Regions from separate parts of the Mus musculus genome. Here region 1 is linked to region 2. The links are chromatin loops, found by intact Hi-C in ENCODE. Cell type or tissue: gastrocnemius. All regions are shown on one strand.

Region 1 (8,000 bases), 89 kb before region 2:
CCACGGAGCTTGCTGTACCCAGCCATTCTAACTGTCCAGAACCCTGGTAATATATAATTTATCCAGAAACTTATATTAGTAACTAATGTTAATATATTTAGATATGCATGTATTTGTGGGGTTTTTATAATATGGCCAGTAGGAGATTTATCTGGCAACAACATGATTAAAACATGGATAGGAGATTAAAACATGTCAGTGAGAGACCCTGCCTCAAAAACCAAGGTGGACAGTTATAAAGGAAAGCACCTCTTGTCAGCCTCTGGCCTCTACCTTCCCACATATGGGCATGCAAGACCCACATTTTAAAGAAAAGAAAAAAAAAAAGCTATGACTAGAATCATTGGGGGTACATCATGTTATCTACAAGGAAACCTGAAGGAAAAAAACCTGTCCAAGAGCTAGGAACATATCATTAGAACTGGAGATCTTCATAAGCCAGAGAGTAGGATAAGTGGAGAGACAAGTGGACTCTAGATATCCTAGACTCTAGATTTGGGCTTAAGAGGAGGCTCTGGTATAGAGAAGGTGCCTTTGGAAATGCCCAGAAGCTATCTAATGGCTGATGCCCAGGCTGAAAGCAGGGACTAGGAGGAGGAGATCACTGTCCCAGCGGATACACAGGAGGGGCGGGTGGGGAGTGATGACACACTGACCAGGAGAGCAGTGTCCTCCTCACTACAAGAAGATGGATGCCTGGTGAGTCAGAGCTGGCGATGGGGCTGTGCGGGTGTGGCGGTGAGGCACAATGAGGGTGGCCTGAGTGAAACCCATTTTACTGGCGAGTTGGATGAGGAGAGAATCTGTGCTGGGAAGGCTGGAGAATGAGGGAAATGACAGAATAGGGATCTACGAATGGGCTTACGGGCACCACAGAAAGTCACAACGAACAGAAAGGAAACGAGTGGTGGAAAGCGAGGGATGGCTGAGAGGTAGAGAAAGACATTTGGTCCTATTACTGTCATTTCAGAACTGATAGCTGCGTGGCCCATGGGAGGATGGTTTTTGGTAAAGGGATTTGTTATACCTCCTATGAAACACGGCCTGTACCGTCTGCATGTATGGATATGATCGCAAGGCCTACAACCTGGTACTAGATAACCAATTTGGAGGTGTATGATAGGTAAGCCTATCGCTTCTCTTCTCAGCATTCTGCCTGGAGTCTCACCAACATGGCTACCTGAACAAGTCCTGAACACTACCCCCAGATATGCTAACATGGAAGGGGGAAGTCTCATAGGACCTTAAACTCTAGAGAAAGAGAATGCGTACTTTTTACGCCATGTGCCTAATGGCCTAGACATCAAGTCTTGCACTCTTCCCACAACCTTCTGTAGCTACAGAAACAGTGTCTATCTGCCTTGTTCAATTTAGCTCTCCTAGAGGTATGTTGCCAATGAACACTTAGAATGTAGTTCAGCTGACCAGTGGACTAAAGCCATGTGATTGCATTTAAACTTAAATAACCACGAGTGTTTAGTACACGGGATTGGACTGGGCTGACCTAGAAAGAGAAAAGAAGTGAAATACTACCCAGAAGCACTGGTCTTCTCGACCACACCTTACTGCCCTAGGAGGAGAAACTCATTACTAGTCACTGGCTCCCCGATGCTCTAGTTGCTTCCCCTGAGACCTACAAACAAAATACTACAAGCATTCCAATAGCTGACCAAACAGAAGTGCTTAAGAAGTGAGGTCATCAAAGTCCGTAAGAAACTCCTGAATTTATTGTTGAGACTTTCTAAATACCCTTGTCCTCAGGGTTTTGTTTGTTTGTTTAATGTATGTGAGTACAGTGTTGCTGTCTTCAGACACACCAGAAGAGGGCATCCGATCTCATTACAGATGGTTGTGAGCTACCATGTGGTTGCTGGGAATTGAACTCAGGACCTCTGGAAGAGTAGTCAGTGCTCTCAACCGCTGAGCCATCTCTCCAGCCCCTCTCAGGGTTTTTAAAAAGCATTTCAGTGACTTCTGTCCACGTATCTATCCAGTCAGCCATGGCTTAGGAAGAAAGGCAGACGGGCAAGGAACCTGGAAAGGATTCAGAATAAACCACCAGCGGCTTTCTCCAGAAAAAGGGTAACGGACAGTAAAGTTTTACCCAGAAGGGGGAAAAATAAATGCCTATGAACACATGATTAAAATGCTATGAAATATTCTAACTAGAACAGGCATAGTGTACAGTCCCCTTTGAGAGGCTCAGTTTGAGCTCAAACTCCATCAAATTTGTTCTCTTTAGCAAGTCAAACATCTTAGAAATTTATCTTAATAAAATATGGAAAGTTTGGTGGTACAAATACAATTTGTTCCTTTATTAGAAATAATGCAGGCAATGTGAGGATAACGTGTCAAACAGCCAAGATAGTGTTTTCAAAGGTTCCTAAGAGTTTATATGAATCAAAAGAGGGTACTTGAGTGAGCAAGTAGGTTAAGCCAGCAAATAGTACCCTAGCAGCATTAGCCAAATAAGAGAGGACTAACAAAGCGAGCAGGGAGATAACCCACTTCCCTATGGACAGTAAATGGACACCATTGAGTCCAGGCTGGCAGACTTTTTACTTGTGGGCATCCATTGTTCATAAACCCAAAGGCACCTCTTCCAGAGGGCCTGATAGACCAGAAATGTCTGTGTCTGAGTTATTAAATTTTACACTGTTTCAGCTTAAATGTCTCACTTATGTTTATATATGTAAATGTACAAGTTCAACTGATTTACATGTGTTCACAAAGAATCGGAAGATTCGGAAGGAGTGCCCAGTGCTAATCTGGACAGGATCTTAACGGCAGTGACTGATAGCTGATCATTTAGAAAGAGTGTCCCAGAGAAAGTTTATAAATTCTTCCATGTTCTCATGCACTTCCCAGATCTCAAGATCTCAGGACACAAAAATTAATGGTGAGTGTTCAAACCTGAAGATGACAGAATCATCCGTGCTTCCTAAAGACAATAGAAACCACAAGGACTTAATTACAAATTGAGCTCTGTAAATGTCATGGCTGTGGTCCATGCTAAATTCGCCTACCACTTGGGGCTAAAGGTTCCTCCTGGGAGTCGGCAGCAACAAGACATTCCTGCTAGGTCAAGTCTAAGCCATGTAAAGTGGATCTCGTTTCAGAGAGGAGCGTGTGGGCAGGTTATGAAAGAAAAAGAATGTCTGAATGGTTTATACATAAGTGAAAATTTAAATTAGGAAATAAAACCAGTTCCATTAATCTATGCTGAGATAATAATAGTAATAATTACCATTGCTTAATAAGTATTTATTCATCATTTCTGCTCTAAGAGACTAATGCTGTTAGTCTTATTCATGTATAAGTAAATAGATATATATTCATATATAAATAAATAAATATTCACATTTCAATGACAAAAAAGGTCTAAAACCAATTTCCTCCCTAATTTATTTAGCAACAAGTTTAGCCTGAATAAACATAAGTATATTTATAACATTTATCTGGTCTATATAGGTATATAAAATTCATATTAGAAACAGATACGAGTTTAATTACAGAATACTTTCTGGAATCCTTAGCGTGTTTTCTTATACACCATATATAAAGATTCGATTCTTCTTAAAATGTGAAAAACTCCAGATTCTAAATACATTCATTCATGTTAGGGATTATGGCACTCAATTCACGCACTTAATGCCTAAGGTTTCCTCTGATGTGGGTACTGCCCGTACGTACTCTGCAGCTGATCAGTCAAGGAACAGGTCACAGAGGAAGGGAAGGGATGGGTTTTTGAGCCTCTACCCAACGGCCCCTGAAGCTATATCCCTAGGAAACGTTCTAGGTGCCAATCACTTTATGATGCAGGATATAAGCAGTCACCAAGTGTGCGGTTACCTGGAGAACTGAGCTTCCCCACGCTCAGCTGGGAAGCATCCGAGATCCCCACTTTCTATAAACAAATACATCTGCCAACTGCACCTGAGGGCCTGAGACCTGTGCTAGAAAACCTCCAATCACACCATCACACCTTCAGTATAATCATACAAAACGCTTACATCCAAGTGCTAATCTTAACTTCCTAAGAACGAATCTGTGACATACGTTGACACTGTATAGTTCTTTAGGTTTCAGATCACTGTTTACAGGGGAAAATGTGCTGACAGTAAACCAAGATTAGTAACTGGTTAGGCTGTACGCCTAACACTTTTACTCAGTATTAGACACTCATAGCAAGTCTGTCTGTACAGCTCAACAACTCCAGCTCCACCAGGTATTTGCCAAATGGACCACTTAAAAAGGAAGTGCAACCAAACTTAGTGACATTGACCATAATGTGTGCCGAAATATCATTCCAAAGACATGCCAAACTACTGGGAAAGGCTAAAAGAAATGACAACAACTTAATAGAAGTCTCATAAATCTTTAAAAGGAATCTAATATATCCTCTGGGCTACACAATCCTATTGACACCATCAGCCTATCAAGTCACAATTTTGCATAAACACAAATTAACCACCGTCGGTGGCTGCCACCCTATCAGTCAGCACTACTTTAAGGGCTCCGTAAGCCCCAGCTCATTTAGTCCTCGAATTTGAGTAGATCAGAATGTGAAGACGGAGAGAAAACCCCAGGCTTGAGAACACTCAGGTAGAGATCAGTGGCAGAGTCAGAGCTGAGCCGAGAGTTCTCAGACACCCAGGCAGACTTCAACAGAGCCCTCCCTACAGAGCCCCTTTCCATCTATCTTAGTAAAATAAGTCTCACTATTTCATGCCTGCGCCCCTCCCCCTTTTTAGATAAGTTACAATTCATTTCTGAAAGAGCAAATAACATAACATTTGACCATCCACCCAACATCCACAAGTATTATATCAAGATTTCCCATTTGTATTTTTTAACTTTAATTGACAAATCATGTGTACAAATTTATTAGGCTCACTGAATGATAGAGTCACGAGTACTAGCATTTAAACGTCCTTGAACATGAAACTATCAAGCCTAATATTTTAATGCAACATGTACTGAATAGTATTTAACAATATACAAAACGTGTACCAAAAATTTAAGCAAATGAGATCTATTGAGTACAGCTGATTTAAACTCAGTTCCTGAGGTAGCCTGCTTTTCTTGCCTTTGGTGTTGAAAGTGTTCACGCACACAGCTGCCTTCTGCTAACTCTATGCTGTATACTTTATTATTTGAATGTGCTACTGTTTTATCTCCCAGTGCTACAATGAATGCCCTCACACTGCCCCCACTGTAACTGCACTTCGCCCACTAGCTGCATGTGAATAATATTAATCTGCACGGCTCCCTCTAGGATTGTAAGACAGTGAATTCCTATCAATCATCTACATTTCCTATAATTACTCAATTTAACCAAATTCTGGAACTGTCACATTTTTAAGTACCTATATCTAAAGTAGCATAACAGTGTCTCATGGTTGCTTTGCTTTGTATTCCTGTGACCATCCTTGAGGTTTAATATCTCCTGCATGTCCTAAGCCATCTTATCCTCGTCTATAAATGGCCGGTTTGTATCCTCTGTTGACTTTCTCTCCTTGCATTCTATACATGAACCTTTTACAAGTTAATACAGGCTGCAAGCATATTCTTCTGGCCTGCTATCGCAGACTATCTGACCATAAGAAACATAACGACCCCCCCTCCCCCGCGCATCCTAATTCTGGGATCCAGTGAATACAGTGTTATTTAACACGGAAGAGGGAATTTCAAGGACATGACTAGCGGCTAAGGATCTTAAGCTGGCTTACTGAGGTAGGCCAGGTATAACCACAAGGTCCCCTCAGAGCAAGGCAGGAGGGCAGAGATAAACCGCAGCAGGCAGATACGCTTCAGAGACAGCAGGGCCCCGAATCAAGCAAAACTGGCAGCCTCTAGAAGAGCTTAGGACACTGATTATTACCTAGAGGTTTACAAAAGAAAAACAGCCCTATCTGGACCTTAAATTTACCCCTGATGACCATTTCAGACTTCGGACCTCTAGGATTCTAAGACTGAGTTCCGGCTCAGTGGCCACATTTTCAACAAATTATTGCGGCAGTGCTGAGTTTCGGTGTCTCTACCAACGCTCATGCTGAAACAATCTTCAACATTAAGTGGGAAGTGTGTATAAACTCATCAGTGTGGGTGTTTGGAAGAGGGACCTTCAAGAGGTAATTAAGGCTTAAACAAGGACATAAGTTGGGCCTGAGTCTAGAAAGAACAGTGCTCTATAGGAAGAGGAGAGATTATAGCCATGATGCTCACTCCCTCACCCAATGTGACCCTCCCCCGCTGCCTGAGGCCCCTAGAGCCAAGGGACATCACCAGAGGCAGCTGTATCTAGCACGTCCCACATTTTCCAATCATAAGCTAAACAAGTGTTTTTTTTTTCCTTTGTAAATTACCAAGCCTGTGGTATTCACTTACAGCAATAAGACATAGATCATGACAAACAGCATCAACTCATGTTTGCTTCTCAATTCTTTTCTTACTAGTTCCTGCTTTCTGTACCTAAAAGATGCCCATCCTGCTCTGATGTCACTGGAAGAATCTCCTGTAATATCTTCTAACTCATAAAATTGGCTTTTCATACTTAGGTTATGTTTAGAGTACAAGACCCTAGTTATTGCTTTTCCCCCATGTGAGTGGTAACTGTCTCTGTAACAGTGTGTGTGTGTGTGTATGTATATATATATATATATATATATATATATATACACACACATATATCTTATATATATACATATATAATGTTTATATACTGTATGTTACATATACACTGTATGCTACATAGTCTTCTTATTCTAACTCTCCTGAAGACTTTATATGTCATCAGAATCCTAATTTCACTCCAACTTCTCATACAGGCTCTTGCAATATGTCTCTGTGGCTTTGCCCGCTTGTAGCTGCCAGGATAAGAATTATTTCAGAAAGCCAGACTTCTATGCCAAGCCTCCATGGAGACACTGTCAAAGCACGGGGTAGACTTCTGCTCCCGTGGTAATGTAGTCAACAGGTTGCCCAACAAGACACTGGGCCAGCATTTACTTGTCTCAGTGTGGCTGTCTGAAGCTCACACTCAGCTCAGCTCACAGCCAATAACTGCTCAGGTGTCCTGCTCTCATGTCTGTGCCCAATATTCTTAAAACAGCATGCTCAGTTTTAAAGCGCTTCTTCAACGGATGACAGTGGTAAATGGTTTTCCCCACATCCTTCAACTTTCAAAGCTACACAGAACATTTTAAGAAGATTAGACACAAGCCCACCTCAACCTCAAAGTATAGCCCCTGTTATGGAGTAGACTGGAAAACAAGAACGAACCGGATACAGGCCCTGCCTGACTATATTTGGAAGTACTGGATCACTGTCCTAATTTTAAAATAATGAAACCCTGAGTTTTATGGCCATGGGCTAAGCAGAGGAGACTACAGGTCACAGAATTCAAAACAAGCATAATGATATGCAGCTTATCCACAGTGACTGTAGTTCAGTAGTTGTGACTACATGCAGGGAGATTTGAAAGAAAGAAATGAGGGGGAGATGGAGGAGGAGGAGGAGCAGCAGCAGCAGCAGCAAAACAACAACAACAACAACAAACAAACAAACAAACAAACAAACCCCAAGAAAGCAGCTAGAAGCATAAAGAATGGCCATTTAGGACAGAAAAAAAATGCCTTGTGGTAGGTCTGTTGCTATTATGAATGTTTGAGTGCTGGGGCGGGGCTTGTTTAATTGTGTCAACTCGGCACAGCTAGAATCATCTGGGAAGAGAGAACCCCAGTTGACAAGATGCCTTCATGGTAGTGGGCTGTAGGCAAGTCTATGGGGGCATTTTCTGATGAAAGGCTGAAGTGGCCCTGGCCACTGTGTGTGGTGCCCTTGAGCATGTGGTGCTAGACATAAGACGGAAGCTGAGCTAGACCACAAGGAGCAATCTAGTAAACAGCATCCCTCCACGGCCTCCATCTGCTTCAGTTCCTGCCTCCAGGTTCCTGTCTTGGGTTCCTTCCCCGATTTTCCTCAGTGATAGTGGGACC
Region 2 (8,000 bases):
ATATCCAAATGACCAGACATGTTACTGGCAACTAGTAGGTGGAATCGTGGACATCAAAAATCCCGCAATGGACAGGAGAGTCCAGTTTAAAGAACTGTTACACCCCAAATACAAATAGAATCTGCCATTAAGAACTGCCCCAGCCTCAGTGTCCTCAAAGTCATAAGAGGCTTCGAAGTGTAGCACCCCTGCTGCCCTGTGGGTACACTCAAGCAAAAGCTCTCTGCCCAGGATAGGTGCACAACCAGTCCTTGAGAAATGTTCTGGCCGTATTGTGTTAGCTCCCTTCTGGCTTACAGGTATTGCGTGGAACCCATAAACAGGTTCACCATGTGTGACCCAGCAAGGCCACAAGCTTGTGCAATCATTTTCCCAAAGCAGGTAAAATAAGAAGGTAGGCGTTCACCTACGGAGTTCTGCATTCCAACAATATCCATTTAACAGACCCGTTTTTAAAAAACATTCCAAAACTCCCAGTGAAGAGCCAAACATTTTCTCCAGAGACCACATTACTTAATTCTAACCTAATTTTCTGCATGCCTCTCTCTGTGGGCCATACCAATACACATAAGGTCTCCTAGTAGACCTTAAAATCTTGCAGGCCACAACTCATAGGGTCTCTTAAAGTCACCCCCTCTGGACTCTTCTATCTCTTTTAATGACCACAGGCCTGAACACTATAGTAAGGATTGCCAAAATGAGACACATTGACTTCTGGGAGTTCTGAAAGTTCCCTGTGACAGCTTTCAGTTGCGTTATGTAGAATTTTCGTTTCTGAAAAATCAATGCAGCCACCATAAGCACTTCCGAGAACTGGTTGGCTAACACGTTAGTTTAAATACTCAACAAAGGAACTCTTCGTCCTCCTTGACCACTGAAGGTGTAGTATGACCAGAACAGCAGCAAACTCAGTAAATAAATGAGGTGCTCACACCAAGTGAAGCCCCAGCAACACACAGCACACAGCAATAACAAAGGTTGTCTCGTGCTTCAAACAGGGGACTATTCAAGAACTCTATCAATGTGGGGCACACTAGAGTAGAGACCTGGCAACCTCTCCAGACCCTGTGTTTATCCTAGCATCCCCTGCCTTTTGCTTTCATGGGTAGCACACATCTGTGGAGGGGGGCGATGCCGTGAATTTGACTCTCATTCGTCTCGTTAATACGTATGTTTCATTTTAATTCTGTTCTTAAGAAGTTGCTAGGGGGTTCTGTTCTGAAGACCGTGTGTATCCTGTTTTGTATTTGGGCATGAGTAAGCCCAGTAATGAAGCACTCGTAAGCCAACACAATGAGTTCAGGCAGGAAAGGAGCCTATGCAACATAAGCCTGAGAAAATCCATTTCATCCCAAGGCATTCACACACACACACACATATATACACACACATACATTCACACACACATACATACACACACACATACACACACATACATTCACACACACACATACATATACACACATATACACATATACACACATACACACATATATACACACATAAGTGTACATACATACACCCATATACACACATACATATATACACACACATACACTGATACATACACACATGCACACATACACACATACATACACATACATACACATACACACACACACACACACTCGAGGGACGTCAGGGTCAGTTTGCAGCACAGGTAAAAGGTAGCAATGTCACTTTGAACAGCTCTCTTTAAAAATGCTTTTGTTTTTATTTTTACAGTAAAATACAGATTGTGATCATTCGAGCTTGTGGAAAGTTGTGCCAAATCAATTCCTAAATTTTGGACCACTAGACATGTTCCAGGTTGTAATTACTGTTTTTTATGTGGGAGACCTTTTCTTGGCTACCCACTATTGCAAGCAAAGTCACACCATGACTGCAAAAGATCAACCCGGCTCTCATTAAAAGGTTTTACTGCCACAAAAGAAACAACCAAAGTGTGTCCTTTCAGCTTGAAACAGGATCACGGGCACAAATCCCAAGTCTGTTTCCAATCTTGTCACCACCAACATTGTTCTATTACTGGGAGGATGGGACCTACTGAGTGGTTCCATTTGTTGCCTTGCGCTTTCAATAAGGGCTTTGTGTTTATTTCTATCTGTGAAAAAGAAAGATTTAAGCTCCTATAAAACAGCTAAACACACACACACACACACACACACACACACACACACGAGGGATTATCTGCAATCCCCTTAACATCTGGCCAGTTCTAAAACAGATGAGAACAAAATTAGTGCTCGCGTAAGCATAATTAAAACCGCATCGTGAAAAGCCATAGCCAGGGCCTATCAGTGGTGAGGAGAGACAGAAAGGGGTAGGTGAAAAGGATCTATCTAGCTGCTGGATTAGTCAGCCCGGTGCAGAAAGAGTTCAGAATGGAGGAGTGCCTGCCTTAAAAGGGCAAATAGGCCAGGGGAACAGGCAGGATTTCAGGACAATGCTGATAGGAGCTGGCCTGCTTACTCCATTCCACCACTCTCAAGTTTCCAAAGGGCGCTGAGTCTACTGCTTTCAGATCACAGGGGACTGTTAGGGACAACGTTAGAGCCACATTAGAGCCACGACAGGTGAGACCTCCCAGATTTCAGAACTACCATTAAGGACGGGGAAACTTCGAATGTTAAAAGCATCAACAACCAGGCCAAAAGTATCTGAAACTTCCTAGTAGAATAACCAGTCAATTATAATTGGTCATTTCTTGGAAAGACGTATTATGCTAACAGGTGATTACACTGGAAATGATTCACAATTAGGAAAAGCAAGGAGAACGAAGGGCTAACAACAAATCACAAACCCTAAATAGTAATGGAACTAGAAGCGTCAGTTGTTTCCGATCCATTTTTCTTTGAAGTCCATCAGCAAGTCTTTAGTCTGAGGTAAATATAGCTCTCTAGAGGGCAACCTTCCAAGGACATGGGTTACAGGTTCTTCTGGTGCAAGTGAAGTTGGCTTCACTTCTCAAAAAAAAAAAAAAAAAAAAAGGAGAAAGAAGCGAAACCACCTCTCCTTTAGGGTTGATAAGGAAATTTAAAAACGGGCATTTTAATGAGACGAATTTTTAAAATGTCAATCTTTAAAGCAGCAGGAGTAGAGGAAAAATGATTATGGAAAGAGTGCAAGAGTGCACATACTAATCATTAAACTGAGCCAGCTCTCAGCTCCGGCCCTGGTTCCCCAAATCGGAGCGCTTCCGTCAGATGTCCCCAGTGAGAGAGACAGAGAGAAAGGAGGAAGGGCGGCAACATTTAAACTGTAAACAAATCTGGCGAAGACTTCAGATTCTGGATGTCGTCTCAGAAAGCTCTGATTGCAACTCTTTTAGGAATCACTTCGAGAAAACCTTAAGATGGCAAAGCACGACGCGGAGGGGCGCGAGATTCCCTCGGCAGCTTCAGAGCCTCCCGGAGTGGAGGGGACAGAGCCGGGAGCCCCCGATGGCGGCGGGAAAAGCCACCGGCCGGGAGCAAGAACTTCCCCAGATCTAAGCCACCCAGGGCGGGACCGGAGGAAACCCGAGCGGCGGAGGAAGGCGCGCACGGCGCCCCCGCGGCTCCCACCTGGCTGCACTCCGGCTCACTCCCGCCGGCTGGCCGGTCCCCGGCTTCTCCTCCTCTTCCTCTTCCTTGTCCCGAGAAGGGTTCCGCGGAGCGAAGAACCGAGAGAAGCTGTGCCAGGGGGCGCTGCCCCTCCTGCGGCCGCCGGACATCTCCCCACCGGCTCGGCCGCGCCGTCCGCGGGCCCCGACGAGCCGCTGGCCGGAGCGAGGGTGGCCGCAGCCCTGGCTCGCTGAGCGCAGCGAGAGTCGGCCCGGGCCGCCGGCGCGGCTCCTCCAGCCCGGCCGGCACGAGCGCTCCCCGTGCGGCTCCTCCTCCCGCCCGCGCCCGGAGCTGCCCGCCCCCGGGAGGAGCCAGTGGCCGCGACCGCCCTGTCGGCCACAGCGTGCAGATCCGGGAGGAGCAGCCTGGGGATGCTAGGCTCCGGCTTCCCGCCCAAACCAGCCCAGCCCGCAGCCCACTTGGCTTGGCCAACAGTCAACTGTAAATGCTTTGCTTCCCTTTCCCGAGTTAGGGCTGTTTTAAAACAGGGTAATCAATTAAAGTCTGGGGAAACACCTGGCAAGAAGCAGCACCCGCGTGCCCTGCAGCCTGGAACCTGAGCACAGCCTTTCTAAAGACAGTTTCAGCCTGCAAGGGTAGGTCCCATCTGTCCTGCTGTCAGCACCTTGTTTCTGCTTCAGCTGGCTCAGATGAGGAGCCACCAACCCAGGTGTGTTTTAGCGCTCACCCTTCACCTGTGGGCCACTCCCAGAATCCTTTTTCAAAAAAACCGTCCCTGATCACAAAACCAAATCTGATTCAGGTATGACTCAAACTAGAAAAATGCTGAAACAAATATTTGGTTGTTGCGCAGATACTCCTGTATTCTGGAACGCCAAAGGCCCTTAACATTAGTTTAAAACGAATATCTGGTTATGATAAAAATGACTTTATACAGCGGAGCTGCTAACAGAGAAAGCACACAGAGCCATATTCGCCCCAGGTGTATTGTTATAGTTTGTCTGAAGTCAAACTCCAGAGGTATGAAGTTCAAGATAACAGTGGGACATTTAGTAACTAAAAATGTTATGTGGGCAAATCACATGAAAATAGGGTGATAGCTGTCTGTGGCTGGCTGGAGAAGTGAGGAGGTTGAACGTCTACCTGTCGGCCCCAAGGAATCATAGTGCCGGTTAAGGAGCCTTCCCGCGGACCCACAGCTACCCCTTTGAGGCATTTTAATCTGTCAACTGGATCTGAAACTAGGAGTATGAGAGTAAGAAAAAAATTAGGATCAGATACAGATGGACAAGCAAATTCTTCCATGCAGCTACAGGGCCTGGAGAATAATGTGCCTCCCCAACGCAATGTTAGCTGACTAGCAGTTGCCTCCCCCTGTTGCCCTGTGACAAAAAGTGGTCCTACACCTCAGTGTTGGCACAGAGGGTCCAGGCAAGGAGTCTGTCTGGGGATAAAAGTGTCTGGGCGTCAATAAGATTATGAGGCAAATTCTGATTTTCAATAATACTATTTCTCTCAATTAGCTGATAGGAAAATGTTATAGTAGTCCACGTATTAATGTTTCTTTACAACTGGTCTCCTAGGTATATGCAGAAGTATTAGGCTCACGGCATGGAAAGTTCTTGGTATTGAATGTTTGCTTTTCCAATACTTAGATTTTTAGATTTCCTGTACCCTAGAGTCTTGACATACAATAGCAGGTTCTTGAATCCTAGATTCTAGGATTTTGTTATGAAATCTGTGAAAGCACTTTCAAATTTCAGTTGGAAACATCTCAGAGATACTAATTTTATGCACTCAACTTCGCTTCATTTCAAATTCAGTTTTCATCCAGACATTTGGTAAGTGGCTGAGGCAGGAGCATTCTTTCCATAAAGCTGACGAAGTTCATGGGTTTTTTGTTTGTTTGTTGTTTTTGGGGTTTTTTTTCGAGACAGGGTTTCTCAGTATAGTCCTGGCTGTCCTGGACTCATGTAGACCAGGCTGGCCTTGAACTCAGAAATCCGCCTGCCTCTGCCTCCCAAGTGCTAGGATTAAAGGCGTGCACCACCACCGCCCTGCCGAAGTTCACGTTTGAAGACACTTCACTGGTACTGCCTTTTCCAGTGTGCGCAGTGACTGGATGGTCACGTGTTCTTAGACGACTGTCAACGTAATTTCTTCTTTAAAGCTAAGTGGATTGGGACCACAGGACTCTTCCTCTATCCTATGTCCGGAGTTCGTAGGTTCTAGAGTTCTTTGGCTCACACTGAGGTCTGGTGAATGGAGACTCCAATGGCTTTGATCTTCTTGGGAAAATATTTATGTTGTTTTAAGCTGCTCCTCTTCGGAGGATAGTTCAGTTATTGCTTAAATTCCACCTTGTTCATTGCGCAACTCATCCAGGTTTACACCCAAGATACAAGACCAGAGGTTCTGTTGAGACATGAATACACACATGGCTTCCAAGATTTCAAGTATGTAGATGGTGAAGGTGAAAGAGGCTATGAAGTGTGCAGCTGGAAAATGACATGTGTTACGTATTCCAGATACCAGCCGACAACACTGCAAGACACAGAACTGTTTCTAATTGACACCAATTCTGTCATAGTAGTAATATGTTCCATAACGCACTCTACATTTTTTTCTATTCAATGTAAACTGTGTCAAATTGAAATTTTCAGACTTATTAGACCTACACCAGAAATTTGAGCTCTCTATGTGTGTGTCAGGACGTAAAGATGCTCGTTTTCATGCCTTTTCTATAAATAATATATAACACCAAGTGAAACAGTGGAAAGACTGGGCTATTTAGTTCCATTGTCTTGTACGTACGATGACATTAAAAATATTTCCATATGAAAGGTTTTCAAAGGATACACTATGAATTTTTAATATGTAGACATATGCCAAGTAGGAAATAGGAAAAAATACATTGCTTTTATAGAATTTGCTAAGTTTGCAGTGGATCTTTTAGAGTTACTAATTCGCGTCCTATTATGTCCCAAATCATTTAATATAAATTTCGTTTTTAGTTTCAGTGTTTTTTTTTTGTTTTGTTTTTGTTGTGTTTTTTTTTTGTTTTGTTTTTTTTGTTTTTTTTTTTTGTTTGTTTTTTTTTTGTTTTTTTTTTTTTTTGCTTTAGAGAGAGCCTCACAAAAGGGAATCATCATTATGGATTAGGAAAAGGGTTGGAAGGGAAGCAATGGGGACTGGACTTGGTGAAAACACATTATATGTGTGTATGAAATTCTTAATCAATACAGAGGTTCCCCCAAAGTTTTGAAAACTACAGATGCCACAACACTAAATTTGTCTTTTAAGTGCCCAAGATGTGTCAGCCCCACACTCCTGTGTAAAGATTAAGACAGTATGCCCTCTTTCAAGGAACCACTTTGATGGGAAAGCAGTTGTGTCCAGGAGAAGAGAAGGGAACTTGTTCTGTAGGTGTATATGGGGGAGGGTTGTCCTGGAAAGCTCACAGGAGGAAGTGCCTTACTGCTAGATTCTCTGCCTCTGGTGACTACATCACTTCTACAAAAAGACTAATACAGTCGCCCATAAATATGAGGAAGTGTCAAGTTTGCCACATGAGAGTGTATTGCCATTCCCAAAGCGGAAGTACCGTATGGCTCAAAAGTGTGTGACCGGACTGGAAATGCCGATCCTTGAAGCGTTTAGGGGAGGAGGCATGAGGAGGTTGGAAATGCTGAGCTTTTCTGTTGTGGAGGGAAAAACTACCGAATCTATCTTCGAGCAGAGTATTTACTGTGTGGCAGGTGGCCCGGGAATATTAAGACAGCTGTCAACATCAAGGAAGGCACCAGCCCATGAAAAAGCAAACAGATGGGTTGGGGCACTTCACTGGCTGCCTCTTAGAATAATAGTGGTGCTCGGCCAAATGAGGCAAAGTCAAGCTGCCGAGGGCAGCGAAAAAGCTATTACTGGATAGAAGCGCTCAATTAGGAGGGAGGTGGGGACGGTATAGCCTCCCCCTTTCCTTTGTCTGCATACGCAAGTTTTCATTAAAAACCATGACAGCAAGGAAGAAAGGAGCAACGATGCTAGAGTTTCTCATTCTGTTACATTCTGACTGTCACGGTTTGTGACGTAGGGAAATGCCTCATCTTAGTGCTTCAATGAGAGCAGATGGTGAAGTTTTTAATAATTGGTTATTCAAACTTGTATGGAATACACGATGTTTTATTGTATTGTTCCTGGTTTTCTTTGCAGAACATGCGGAGAGTGAACTCATTCAAACCCACGATTAAATAGATGTGTTAGTTTGAGCTAAGTTGCATTTATTATTTTATTCCTCCAGGATGATATATATACAGAAGAAAAGAAATCCTTAAAACTTTTGTGACCATTGAGAATTGAATATGCACTTTTCAAACAGTATAAAGTTTACTGATACTGAAATAATATGTTCCTTCAAGTACTTACAGAGGAGAA

The links. A loop is a pair of places that touch in the nucleus more often than their neighbours do. Peaks named below come from ENCODE experiments on the same cell type or tissue, not always from the same donor. Only the 100,000 strongest peaks of a DNase experiment are listed, where the experiment ranks them.
Region 1: it touches region 2 in a loop (2.4-fold over the local background); 2 of 42 quality-filtered maps call a loop at or near these places.

What each region holds. Positions count from the first base shown.
Region 1 is chr16:59,508,399-59,516,398 of GRCm38, forward strand. All of the region lies in intron 17 of Crybg3 (beta-gamma crystallin domain containing 3), which reads right to left. Among named protein-coding and RNA genes, the nearest start is that of Riox2, 41 kb to the left of the region's middle. In gastrocnemius, no CTCF peak of the experiment used is centred here; no DNase peak of the experiment used is centred here; H3K4me3 peaks cover 239 bases; H3K27ac peaks cover 5,184 bases.
Region 2 is chr16:59,597,179-59,605,178 of GRCm38, forward strand. It overlaps Crybg3 (beta-gamma crystallin domain containing 3), which reads right to left and starts at 3,869. Exons shown (of 22, transcript NM_174848.4): 1 at 3,567-3,869. The coding sequence starts at 3,715. In gastrocnemius, a CTCF peak has its summit at 3,617; DNase peaks (open chromatin) are centred at 3,631, 3,877 and 7,418; H3K4me3 peaks cover 3,188 bases; H3K27ac peaks cover 2,617 bases.